Regions from separate parts of the Homo sapiens genome. Here region 1 is linked to region 2. Evidence: read pairs that join two places in POLR2A ChIA-PET (ENCODE). Cell type or tissue: HepG2. All regions are shown on one strand. Links, peaks and the distances in the headings refer to the core of each region. The heading gives the core; the rest is flanking DNA. Region 1 holds the start of STAP2 (signal transducing adaptor family member 2). Region 2 overlaps YJU2 (YJU2 splicing factor homolog).

Region 1 (5,367 bases), core at 155-5,154, 71 kb before region 2:
ATAGCTGATACTATCAACTTTATCAGACAGTTCAGTGGATGAACACATTGCCACAGTCCCACGGCCTTTCTGTGATTTCTAGAACACCTGTTCTGCTATGTATACAAAGTCTAGCCCTGGTAACTACTAAGGAAATTGAATTTGTAATTTAAAAACTCCCAAAAAAGCAATCTCCAGACCCAGATGGTTTCACTAAGGAATTCTGCCAAAGGTTCAAAGAAGAATTAACACCAATTTCACATCATCTCTTCCAGAAAATTGAAGGGGACACTTCCCTGTTCATTTTATGGAACTATGACCCTGATACCAAAACCAGATAAAGACGGTACAAAGAAAGCAAGCTACACCCCATATCCCTCATGAAGACGTGCAAAAATCCTTAACAAAATATTACAAAGTAGAATTTAACAATATATAAAGTGAATTATACACCATGACAAGTGGGGTTTACTCCAGGGACCCAAGACTGATTCAGTATTCAAAATTAATCAATTGTCCACCATATTAAACAGGCTGTGGTAGGCAGAATAATGGTCTCTTAAAGATATCCACGCCCTAATTCCCAGAATCTGTGAATACGTTAGGATACGTGGCAAAGGGATTTGAAGATTAAAGATAGACGCCAGGCACAGTGGCACACACCTGTAACCCCAGCACTTTGGGAGGCCTAGACTGGAGGATCACTTGCACCCAGGAGTTCAAGACTAGCCTGAGGGCCGGGCACGGTGGCTTATGCCTGTAATCCCAGCACTTTGGGAGGTCGAGGCAGGTGGATCACAAGGTCAGGAGATTAAGACCATCCTGGCTAACACAGTGAAACTCCATCTCTACTAAAATAAAAATACAAACAAATTAGCTGGGCATGGTGGCACGTGCCTATAATCCCAGCTACTCGGGAGGCTGAGGCAGGAGAATTGCTTGAACCTGGGAGGCAGAGGTTGCAGTAAGCCGAGATCGCTCCACTGCACTCCAGCCTGGGTGACAGAGTAAGACTCTGTCTCAAAAAAAAAAAAAAAAAAAGACCAGCCTGGGCAACATAGCAAGAACCTGTCTCTAGTAAGTGTAAAAATTAGCTGGGCGTGGTGGCAGGCACCTGTAATCCCAGCTACTTGGGAGGCTGAGCCAGGCGAATGGCATGAACCTGGGAGGCGGAGCTTGCAGTGAGCCGAGATCACGCCACTGCACTCCAGCCTGGGCTACAGAGCGAGAGTCTGTCTCAAAAAAAAGAAAAAAAAAAATTAGCCAGGTGTGGTGGCATGCAACTGTAGTACCACCTACTCTGGAGGCTGAGGCTGGAGGATCACTTGAGCCTGTAAGGTCGAGGCTACAGTGAGTCATGATCGCCCCACTGTACTCCAGCCTAGGCAACATAGTGAGAACTCATCCTTAAAAAAGGAAAATAAATTAGCTGGGTGTGGTGGTGCCCACCTATAGTCCCAGCTCTTCGGGTGGCTGAGGCAGGAGGACCGCTTGAGATTGGGAGGTCAGGGCTGCAGTGAACTATGATCGTGCCACTGCACTCCAGCATCGACAACAGAATGAGACACCGTCTAAAAAAGAAAAATTGCAGATGAAATTAAAGTTGCTAGTCAGCTGACTTTAAAATAGGGAGAGTAGCGTGGATTATCCAGGTGGGCCCAATGTAATCATTAGGGTCCATCAAAGTAAGAGAAAGGGCCAGGTGTGGTGGCTCATGCCTGTAATCTCAGCACTTTGGGAGGCTGAGGCGGGCAGAAAACTTGGGGTCAGGAGTTCGAGACCAGCCTGGGCCAACATGGGGAAACCTCGTCTCTACTACAAATACAAAAATTAGCCAGGCGTGGTGGCGGTCACCTGCAATCCACGCTAGTCAGGAGACTGAGCTTGGACTCAGTCTCTGAACCCGGGAGGCAGCGCAGTCTCTTGAACCCGGGAGGCAGAGGTCGCAGTGAGCCAAGATCATACCACTTTACTCCAGCCTGGGCAACAGAGTGAAACTCTGTCTCAAAATAGGAAAAATAGATAAATAAATAAATAAAGAGACAGACCATGTCTCTGTCTTTGCAGATATAGCGAAGATTATTCTCCCATTCAAGTAGACTTATACATTCTCTCTGTTCTCAGTTCCACACCGGAGAGGCGGGGATTTCCCTAGGATCACTGGACCTGCTGGGATCAGCCTCTGCCCAGCCCTGGCAGGGGAGGGAGTTGACGGGCTGACACAGGAAACTCCCCTGAAACCTGTTTCTCAGCTTCCCGGCCCAGCTGGGGCACCCACTGGAAGGAGAGGCCAGGCGGAAGACCCTGGCTCCGTCATGGCCTCTGCCCTGAGGCCACCCCGTGTCCCCAAGCCTAAGGGTGTCCTGCCTTCACACTACTATGAGAGCTTTCTAGAGAAGAAGGGGCCCTGTGACCGGGTAAGGTGGGGAGGCGGGGGCTGGCCCTGCTGGGCCACCGTGGGGAGCTGCGGCACCTCTCTGAGTCCCTGTCTCCCCACTCGCCAAGGGGGGGCGGGGTGGGTGCTGGATGGGGCAGGACACGTGCTGGGGGACTGGGGTGGGTTCTGGCCATCTGCCTCTCTGTGCGTCTATCTCTGTCTCCGTGTGTCTTTGAATTTGGTTTCTTTTTCTCTTTCTCTCTCCCTGGCCCCGTCTGTCTCTCCCGATGTCTGTCTCAGTCTCCCTCTCTCTTTGTCTCAATCTTTGCTTTTGTCTCTCGTTCACTCTCTTGAATACAAACAAGATCAGGGACTTCCTCCAGGAAATGGGGAGTCCTCTGACTCCCGAGCTTCCTCCCGCTCCCAGCCCAGGAAAAACTCCGTGAACCTCAGCTGCTGGGGCGAAGGCCAGGACAGGTGACATGTGAGGACAGTAAGAGCTAGCGGGGGCCACATTCCACAGGACAGATAGTTGCCATGGACAGTGCGTGCATGTGTGTGTGTGTGTGTGCTTATGTCTCCCTCAGAATAAAGTCCCAGCCCCTCCGTTCCCCGTGAGGCCCTATCTCTCCTTCCCAATGCCGCATATTCATTTTCTTTCTTTCTTTTTGTTAGAGACAGAGTTGCTCTGTCACCCAGGCTAGAGTGCAGGGGCACGATCATGGCTCACTGTAGCCTCAAACTCCTGGGCTCAAGTGAACCTCCCGCCCCAGCCTCCTGAGTAGCTGGGACCACAGGCATGCACTGCCTCTTCTGGCTTTTATTTTATTTATTTATTTTTGAGACTGAGTCTCACTCTGTCACCCAGGCTGCAGTGCAGTGGCACCATCTCGGCTCACTGCAACCTCCACCTCCCAGGTTCAAACGATTAAGCGATTCTCGTGCCTCAGCCTCCCGAGTAGCTGGGATTACAGGTACGCACCACCACACCTAATTTTTGTATTTTTAGTAAAGACAGTGTTTCATTTTGTTGGCCCGGCTGGTCTTGAACTCTTGACCTCAGGTGATCCACCTGTCTCGGCCTCTCTAAATGCTGGGATTACAGGCATGAGCCACCGCACCCAGCCTTTTTTTTTTTTTTTTGAAGATGGGGTCTTGCTGGCCAGGCGCAGTGGGTCACACCTGTAATCCCAGCACTTAGGGAGGCTGAGGCAGGTGGATCACCTGAAGTCAGGAGTTTGAGACCAGCCTGGCCAATATGGTGAAACCCCGTCTCTACTAAAAATACAAAGATTAGCCGGGCGTGGTGGTGCGTGCCTGTGATCCCAGCTACTCTGGAGGCTGAGGCAGGAGAATCACTTGAACCTGGGAGGCAGAGGTTGCAGTGAGCCAAGATCGTGCCACTGCACTCCAGCCTGGGCAACAGAGCAAGACTCCGTCTCAAAAAAAAAAAAAAGATGGGGTCTTGCTATGTTGCCCAGGCTGGTCTCAAACTCCTGGCCTTAAGTGATCCTCCTGTCTCAGCCTCCCAAACTGCTGGGATTAGAGGTGTGAGCCACCATGACTGCCTCATTTTCTAATACAGATCAAAACAAACACCCCCAGCTCCTCCCTGCCCATGTCCCCGCCTCTGCCCCTGAGGTTCCCTTACCTGTAGTGGAGTAGACTTTCCTTCTACCTCCATACATCCAAATCCTCCCCAACCAACAAACCCTTTAGAGCCAGTAGATCACTGCAGTTAAGAAAGATAATGGGGGAGGCCGGGCTTGTGGCTCACGCCTGTAATCCCAGCACTTTGGGAGGCCGAGGCAGGCGGATCACCTGAGGTCAGGAGTTCAAGACCAACCTGGCCAATATGGTGAAACCTCGTCTCTACTAAAAAATACAAAAATTAGCTGGGTATGGTGCCAGGCGCCTTAATCCCAGCTACTTGGGAGGCAGAGGCAGGAGAATCATTTGAGCCTGAGAGGCGAAGTTTGCAGTGAGTCAAGATCAAGCCATTGCACTCAAACCTGGGGGACAAGAGCGAGACTGCTCTCAAAAACAAAAAGAAAAAAAAAAGAAAAGAAAGATAATGGGGGCCGGGCGTGGTGGCTCACGCCTGTAACCCAACACTTTGGGAGGCCGAGGTGGGAGGATCACTTGAGGTCAGGAGTTCAAGACCAGCCTGGCCACATGATGAAACCCCATCTCTACTAAAAATAAAAATAGCTGGGCGTGGTGGTGTGCACCTGTAATCCCAGCTACTCGGGAGGCTGAGGCAGGAGAATTGCTTGAACTGGGGCGGGGGGGTTGCAGTGAGCTGAGATGGTGCCACCGCATTTCAGCCTAGGTGACAGAGTGAGACTCTGTCTCAAAAAAAAAAAAAAAAAAAAAAGGCAGTGTGCAGTGGCTCACGCCTGTAATCCCAACACTTTGGGAGGGCGAGGCCGGCGGATCACTTGAGGTCAGGAGTTCGAGAACACCCTGGCCAACATATAGTGAAACCCCACCTCTACTAAAAAATACAAAAATTAGCTGGATGTGGTGGTGCGCACTTGTAATCCCAGCTACTTGAGAAGCTGAGGCAGGAGAATGGCTCGAACTGGGAGGTGGAGGTTGCAGTGAGCCGAGATCGCACCACTGCACTCCAGCCTGGGCGACAGAGCAAGACTCTGTCTCTTAAAAACAAAACAAAACAAAACAAAAAAGATCATGGGCCCGAATTAAGAAGACCCAGGTTCTAATCCCGGCTCCACACTTTCCTTACTCCCAGGCCTTATGCAAGTGACTTAATCTTTGAGCCTTAGTTTTCTGTCTTCTGAAATAGGGAGTTAGGGCTGTAGTCACAGTTCACGTGTTGAGGACTTGACTCAACGCAGGCCCTGGTGCTTCCCATGTGGAAAGTCACCTAATTCTCATGAGATCCTCCAGAGTTGGCACCATTATTATCACCATTTTACAGCTGGGGAAACAGACAAAGACAGCTCAAATAACTTGCCCAACAGCACATCGTGGGTACATAATGAAGC
Region 2 (5,367 bases), core at 234-5,233:
AAGATCGCGCCATCGCACTCCAGCCTGGGGGACAAGAGCGAGACGTCGTCTCCAAAAAAAAAAAAAAAAAAAAAAGGTAAAGAAAGAAAAAAAAAAAGAAGAGAAAACAAAAAGAGCCCAGATGCACACTCAGGCGACAACTAAATATAAATATCTGGGCTCATGCCTGTTACAGTGGCTTATGCCTGTGACCCCAGCACTTTGTGAGGCTGAGGCAGGAGGATCACTTGAGCCCATGAGTTCAAGATCAGCCTGGGCAACATGATGAAACCCAGTCTCTACTAAATATACAAAAAGTTAGCCAGGAATGGTGGCATCCACCTGAGGTCTCAGCGACTCGCGAGGCTGAGGTGGGAGGATCACCTGAGCTCGGAAGTTCAAGGCTGCAGTGAGTCAAGAATACGCTACCGCACTCCAGCCTGGGCAACAGAGTGAGATCCTGTCTCAAGACACAAACAAACCTCTGTGGAATGACCCTCGAATTGTGCTAACAGAGGAGGTCCTGGGACCTCCTCATCAGACTCTGGGAGAGAGAAGGGGCCCAGGCGGTTGGCAGGTTTCCTTTTATTGGTTCTAGACAGTTTGTGGAAGGAAGAGATGAGGCCATCTAGAGGCCGGCAGGCTCGCCCAGTGCCCCAAACACTGCCACCCTGAAGTAGTGTTGGAAGCTGCTCCAGGGATGTTGCAGCCCTAAGCACAGTGACAGGTGGGGGCAGGAGCAGCAGGGGTCCCCGAGGTGTTGAGAGGCTGGTGAGGGCACAGAGAAGGGACCTCCTGGGGCTGAGGCCCCTGGTGGCCCTATGTGTTGGAGCACGCTGGCGCTTGTCTGTCCGGCCTCCAGTCACGCCAAGGCCTCCTGCCCTGACCACCAGCAATGCTGGCCTCAATGTGGCTGAAGCTGGACGTGTGACTTTGACCCCGTGAGGGGGTCCTGGGAGGGCTCAGTTGCTGCCGTTGCTGTCGTCACTGTCCAGGTATGCACCCAGTTGGCTCAGGGAGGACGCGCCAGGCGTCAGGGGTGTAGGGTTGGCCTCCTTCCTGTTCTGCGGGGCTCCTGGTGGGAGAGCGAGAGTTAGCTCATCTCAGCTCCACAGCAGACAGGCCAGGGACAAGGCACGGGGCCGGCCACCTCTGCAGGTTTGCAAGGTCCAGAGGTGACAGCATGTGAATGGCCTGGCCTTTCTGGATGGCACCTGATGGGACCCATTGCAGATTTACATCTGCACACCCGGGACTCAACAGCTCCGCTTCTGAACAATGGCCAATGCAAACCTTGCCCAGGCAGGCAACGTGCGCTGCCAAGAATGGAAATGGCGCAAAGTTCACAGTCCAGTCACTGTGGACTTAATCGCCTTAGGAAACATCATACTAAGGCAACTAAAAGACAAAAACAGGCCGGGCGCGGTGGCTCATGCCTGTAATCCCAGCATTTTGGGAGGCCGAGGTGAGTGGATCACCTGAGGTCGGGAGTTCCAGACCAGCCTGACCAACATGGAGAAATCCCACCTCTACTAATAATACAAAAATTTAGCCGGGCGTGGTGCTGTAGTCCCAGCTACTTGGGAGGCTGAGGCAGAGAACTGCTCAAACCAGGGAGGCGGAGGTTGCGGTGAGCCGAGATGGCACCACTGCACTCCAGCCTGGGCAACAGAGCAAGACTCTGTCTCAAAAAAAAAAAAAGAAAAAAGAAAAAAGAAAAAAAGAAGCCGCCTGCCTTCTCTGCTCACTCCACTAATTGGTCCTGTGGGGGTCGCAGGCCGCCCCCACCCACCCCATGAAGTCTCTGTAACTGCAAAGGGAGCTGCTGCCACCTACAGGCCACTATAGAAACCGCGCCCGGCTCTGGGAACTCTGTGACCTTACCTGGGGTGGGGGCCGCCTGAGGCTGCCCGTTGCTGCAGTCCGGGTCGGCCTTTGCCTTCTTCACCACGACCAGCCTCGACAGCGGGGGCCGGCTGCCCAGGCTGCCAACGCTCTGCTCCCAGACCTCCACCTTCCTCTTGGGCTTTGGGGCCTGCAGGTGATGGGGACACATGTGGGGGTCTGGCCCGGATCCAGGGCCCAGTCTGGCCCCTCGCCACAACCCCTGCTCACTGCCCCATGCCCACTCTTCCACTGCTGCACTGACCACATTCCTCCTCTGCTCTAAACTCCTCTATGGCTCCCCACTGCCCTAGGCTTGGCACTCAAGGCCTCTGCCCATTCTCCATCCCACATAGCCTGGTCTGGCACTTCCTGAGTCACACCATGGCTTCTCATCTCCACGCCTTTACCCATGCTATTCCCTTCACCAGGGATGCCCCCTTTTCCATGCACTCGCTTGGTGAACTCCTACTCACCCTTCAATACCCAACACAAGACACCCCTCCTCTGAGAAGCCCATCATGGTTCAAGCTCACATGCAGGCTGCATGTCCACGCTCACAGTGCCCTCTGCTGGCTGTTATAACTCTCTCCCCAACTCTGCCGTGAGCTCCTGTCTTCCCCACTGCTGGCTCTGCGGTGCCACAAACAGTTCCTGGCACAAGGAGGTGCTCAATGTACTTGAGAGAACGAGTGAAAATGGAGGAAGCCGCCTTGAGAAAGAGTTAGGGGCAGGTAGAAAAGGCCTCCAGCTCCTTAACTGCAACAGAAGGGACCCTTTAATCTATATTATTAAAAAAATTTTTTTGGGGGGAAGGTCTCACTCTATTGCCCAGGCTGGAGTGCAGTGGTGCAATCATAGCTCACTGCAGCCTCGAACTCCTGGGCTCAAGCGATTCTCCTGCCTCAGCCTCCTGCAGGTGCACGCCACCATGGCAGGCTAACATTTTTAATTTTTGTAGAGACGGGATCTCGCTATGTTGCCCAGGCTGGTCTCAAACTCCTGGCTCAAGCGATCCTCCCGTCTCAGCGTCCCAAAGAGCTGGGATGACAGGCGTGAGCCACTGCATCTAGCCTCTTCAATCTGTTTTATGTTTAAATAGAGGAAGTGGTAACCACTGGGTTAAGGAAGTCCCAATGGGTGCTCTGCCCTCACGGAGCTCACCGTGTGGGGAGGGAGAGGGACAAGGAGACCAATACCCAGGATAACATCCATCTGGGTGAGAGAGAAGCCAGGGTGCGTGAGCTTGAATTGTGAGGATGAGCTTCTCAGAGGAAGGGCGTCTTGCATTGGGTATTGAAGGGCGAGTAGGAGTTCACCAAGCGAGTGCTTGGCAAAGGGGGCATCCCAGGTAAGGGGAATGGCATGGGTAAAGGCGTGATGAGAAGCCACAGTGTGATTCAGGAAGTGCCAGGGCAGGCTAGGTGGGATGGAGAATGGGCAGAGACCTTGAGTGCCAAGCTGACGGTGTGAGGGGCGGCCACTGCTAAGGTGGTGGAGAGGCCTCCTTAAAGTTGTGGCTCTGGGCCGGGCGCAGTGGCTCATGCTTCTAATCCCGGCACTTTGGGAGGCCAAGGCAGGTGGATCACGAGGTCAGATAGAGACCATCCTGGCTAACACGGTGAAAGCCCGTCTCTACTATAAATACAAGAAATTAGCCAGGCTTGGTGGCACACGCCTGTAATCCCAGCTACTCGGGAGACTGAGGCAGGAGAATCGCTTGAACCTGGGAGGCAGAGGTTGCAGTGAGCCGAGATCGTGCCACTGCACTCCAGCCTGGGTGACAGGGCGAGACGCCGTCTCGAAAAAAAAAAAAAAAAATGTCGTAGCTCTGGGCTGATGTCAAAATGAGGAAAAGAAGTCAAAAGGCACAGATGGCCAGGCACAGAGGCACACACCTGTAATCCCAACACTTTGGGAGGCCGAGGCGGGTGGACCACTTGAGGTCAAGAGTTCGAGACCAGCCTGGTCAACATGGTGAAACCCCGTCTCTTTATTAATAAAAAGAAAATACAAAACCTAGCCAGGTGTGGTAGCACACGCCTGTAATCCCAGCTACTCAGGAGGCTAAGGCAGGACAATTGCTACAGGCTGGGAGCCGGAGGTTGCAGTGAGCCGAGACCGTGCCACTGCACTCCAGCCTGGGCGAAAGAACAAGACCGTCTCAAAAAAAAAAAAGTTACCTAGGTTAGTTCCCAAACCTGTTTCTACAGGTGGTACTCATCATCATTAAACTAAACTAAGGATTGGGAGGCCAAGGCGGGAGGACTGCTTGAGGATAGGAGTTTGAGACCAGCCTAGACAACATACAGACTCGCCTCTAAAAAAAAAAAAAGAAAAGAAAATTAAAAATTAGCTGGCTGTGGTGGCACACACTACACACTTGTGGGTCCCAGCTACTTGAGAGGCTGAGGTGGGAGGATCATTTGAGCCCAGGAGTTGGAGGCTGCAGCGAGCTGTGATCGCGTCACTGCACTCCAGCCTGGGTGACAGAGCAAGACCTCATCTCTAAAATAAAAATAAAATAAACCAAGAAAACGCAAGTGTGGAGATATTCCTTCCTATAAAAGTTAGGGTGAAGGTTTGAAAAGTCTTGATGAAGGTGAATCACGTTAAAACCAAATAAAACACCTGCTATCAAATCAGGTAGAGGCACAAGACTGAGGGAGTAAATCAAAAAAGGTTGGACTGCTTTCAAAGTACCTTTACTCTGTTGATTCATTCAAAAAAAAAAGAAAAGAAGAGAGGAAGTTGTAGACAATGAATTCTGGGAGTGGTTTATGTGAGAACCACAGTGTGAGAACTCTAATCAGAGGACACAGCTTCAAAGAAAATGTCTTTTAGAAAAATGTCTTGGGGCCAGACATGGTGGCTGATGTCTGTAATCCCTGTGCCTTGGCGGGAGAACTGCTTGAGGCCAGGTGCGTGAGACCAGCCTGGGCAACACAGCAAGACCGCATCTCTGCAAAAAGAATTTGAAAAATTAGGGGCCAGGCACAGTGGCTCACGCCTGTAATCCCAGCACTTTGGGCGGCCGAGTCAGGTGAATCACCTGAGGTCAGGAGTTCTAGATCAGCCTGGCCAACATGGTGAAACGCCATCTCTACTAAAAATACAAAAATTAGCCGGGCATGGTGGCAGGCGCCTGTAATCCCAGCTACTTGGGAGGCTGAGGCAGTAGAATCGCTTGAACCCGGGGGGCGAAGGTTGCAGTGAGCCAAGATCACACCACTGCACTCCAGCCTGGGCAACAAGAGTGAAACTGTCTAAAAAAAAAAAAAGAAAGAAAGAAAAGAAAAATTAGCCAGGCGTGGTGGTGCGTGCCTGTGGTCCCAGCTGCTCAGGAGACTGAGGTGGGAGGATTGCTTGAGCCTAGGAGGTTCAGGCTGCAGTGAGCTGGGACTGCATTACTGCACTCCAGCCTGGGCAACAGAGTAAGACCCTGTGTCAAACAAACAAACAAAAAAGGAAGAAAGAACAATCGTTTCTTTTTTTTTTTTTTTT

The links. Peaks named below come from ENCODE experiments on the same cell type or tissue, not always from the same donor. Only the 100,000 strongest peaks of a DNase experiment are listed, where the experiment ranks them.
Region 1: POLR2A ChIA-PET joins it to region 2 with 11 read pairs; 21 of 35 experiments call an interaction of 5 or more read pairs at or near these places.

What each region holds. Positions count from the first base shown.
Region 1 is chr19:4,335,681-4,341,047 of GRCh38, reverse strand. It overlaps STAP2 (signal transducing adaptor family member 2), which reads left to right and starts at 2,221. Exons shown (of 13, transcript NM_001013841.2): 1 at 2,221-2,396. The coding sequence starts at 2,295. In HepG2, for the core only: no CTCF peak of the experiment used is centred there; DNase peaks (open chromatin) are centred at 2,167 and 2,867; H3K4me3 peaks cover 1,700 bases.
Region 2 is chr19:4,264,271-4,269,637 of GRCh38, reverse strand. YJU2 (YJU2 splicing factor homolog) reads right to left here. Exons shown (of 8, transcript NM_018074.6): 7 at 1,864-2,014; 8 at 550-1,054. The coding sequence ends at 942. Among named protein-coding and RNA genes, the nearest start is that of SHD, 12 kb to the left of the region's middle. In HepG2, for the core only: CTCF peaks have their summits at 638 (motif pointing left), 1,812 (motif pointing left) and 2,437 (motif pointing left); DNase peaks (open chromatin) are centred at 1,277 and 2,437.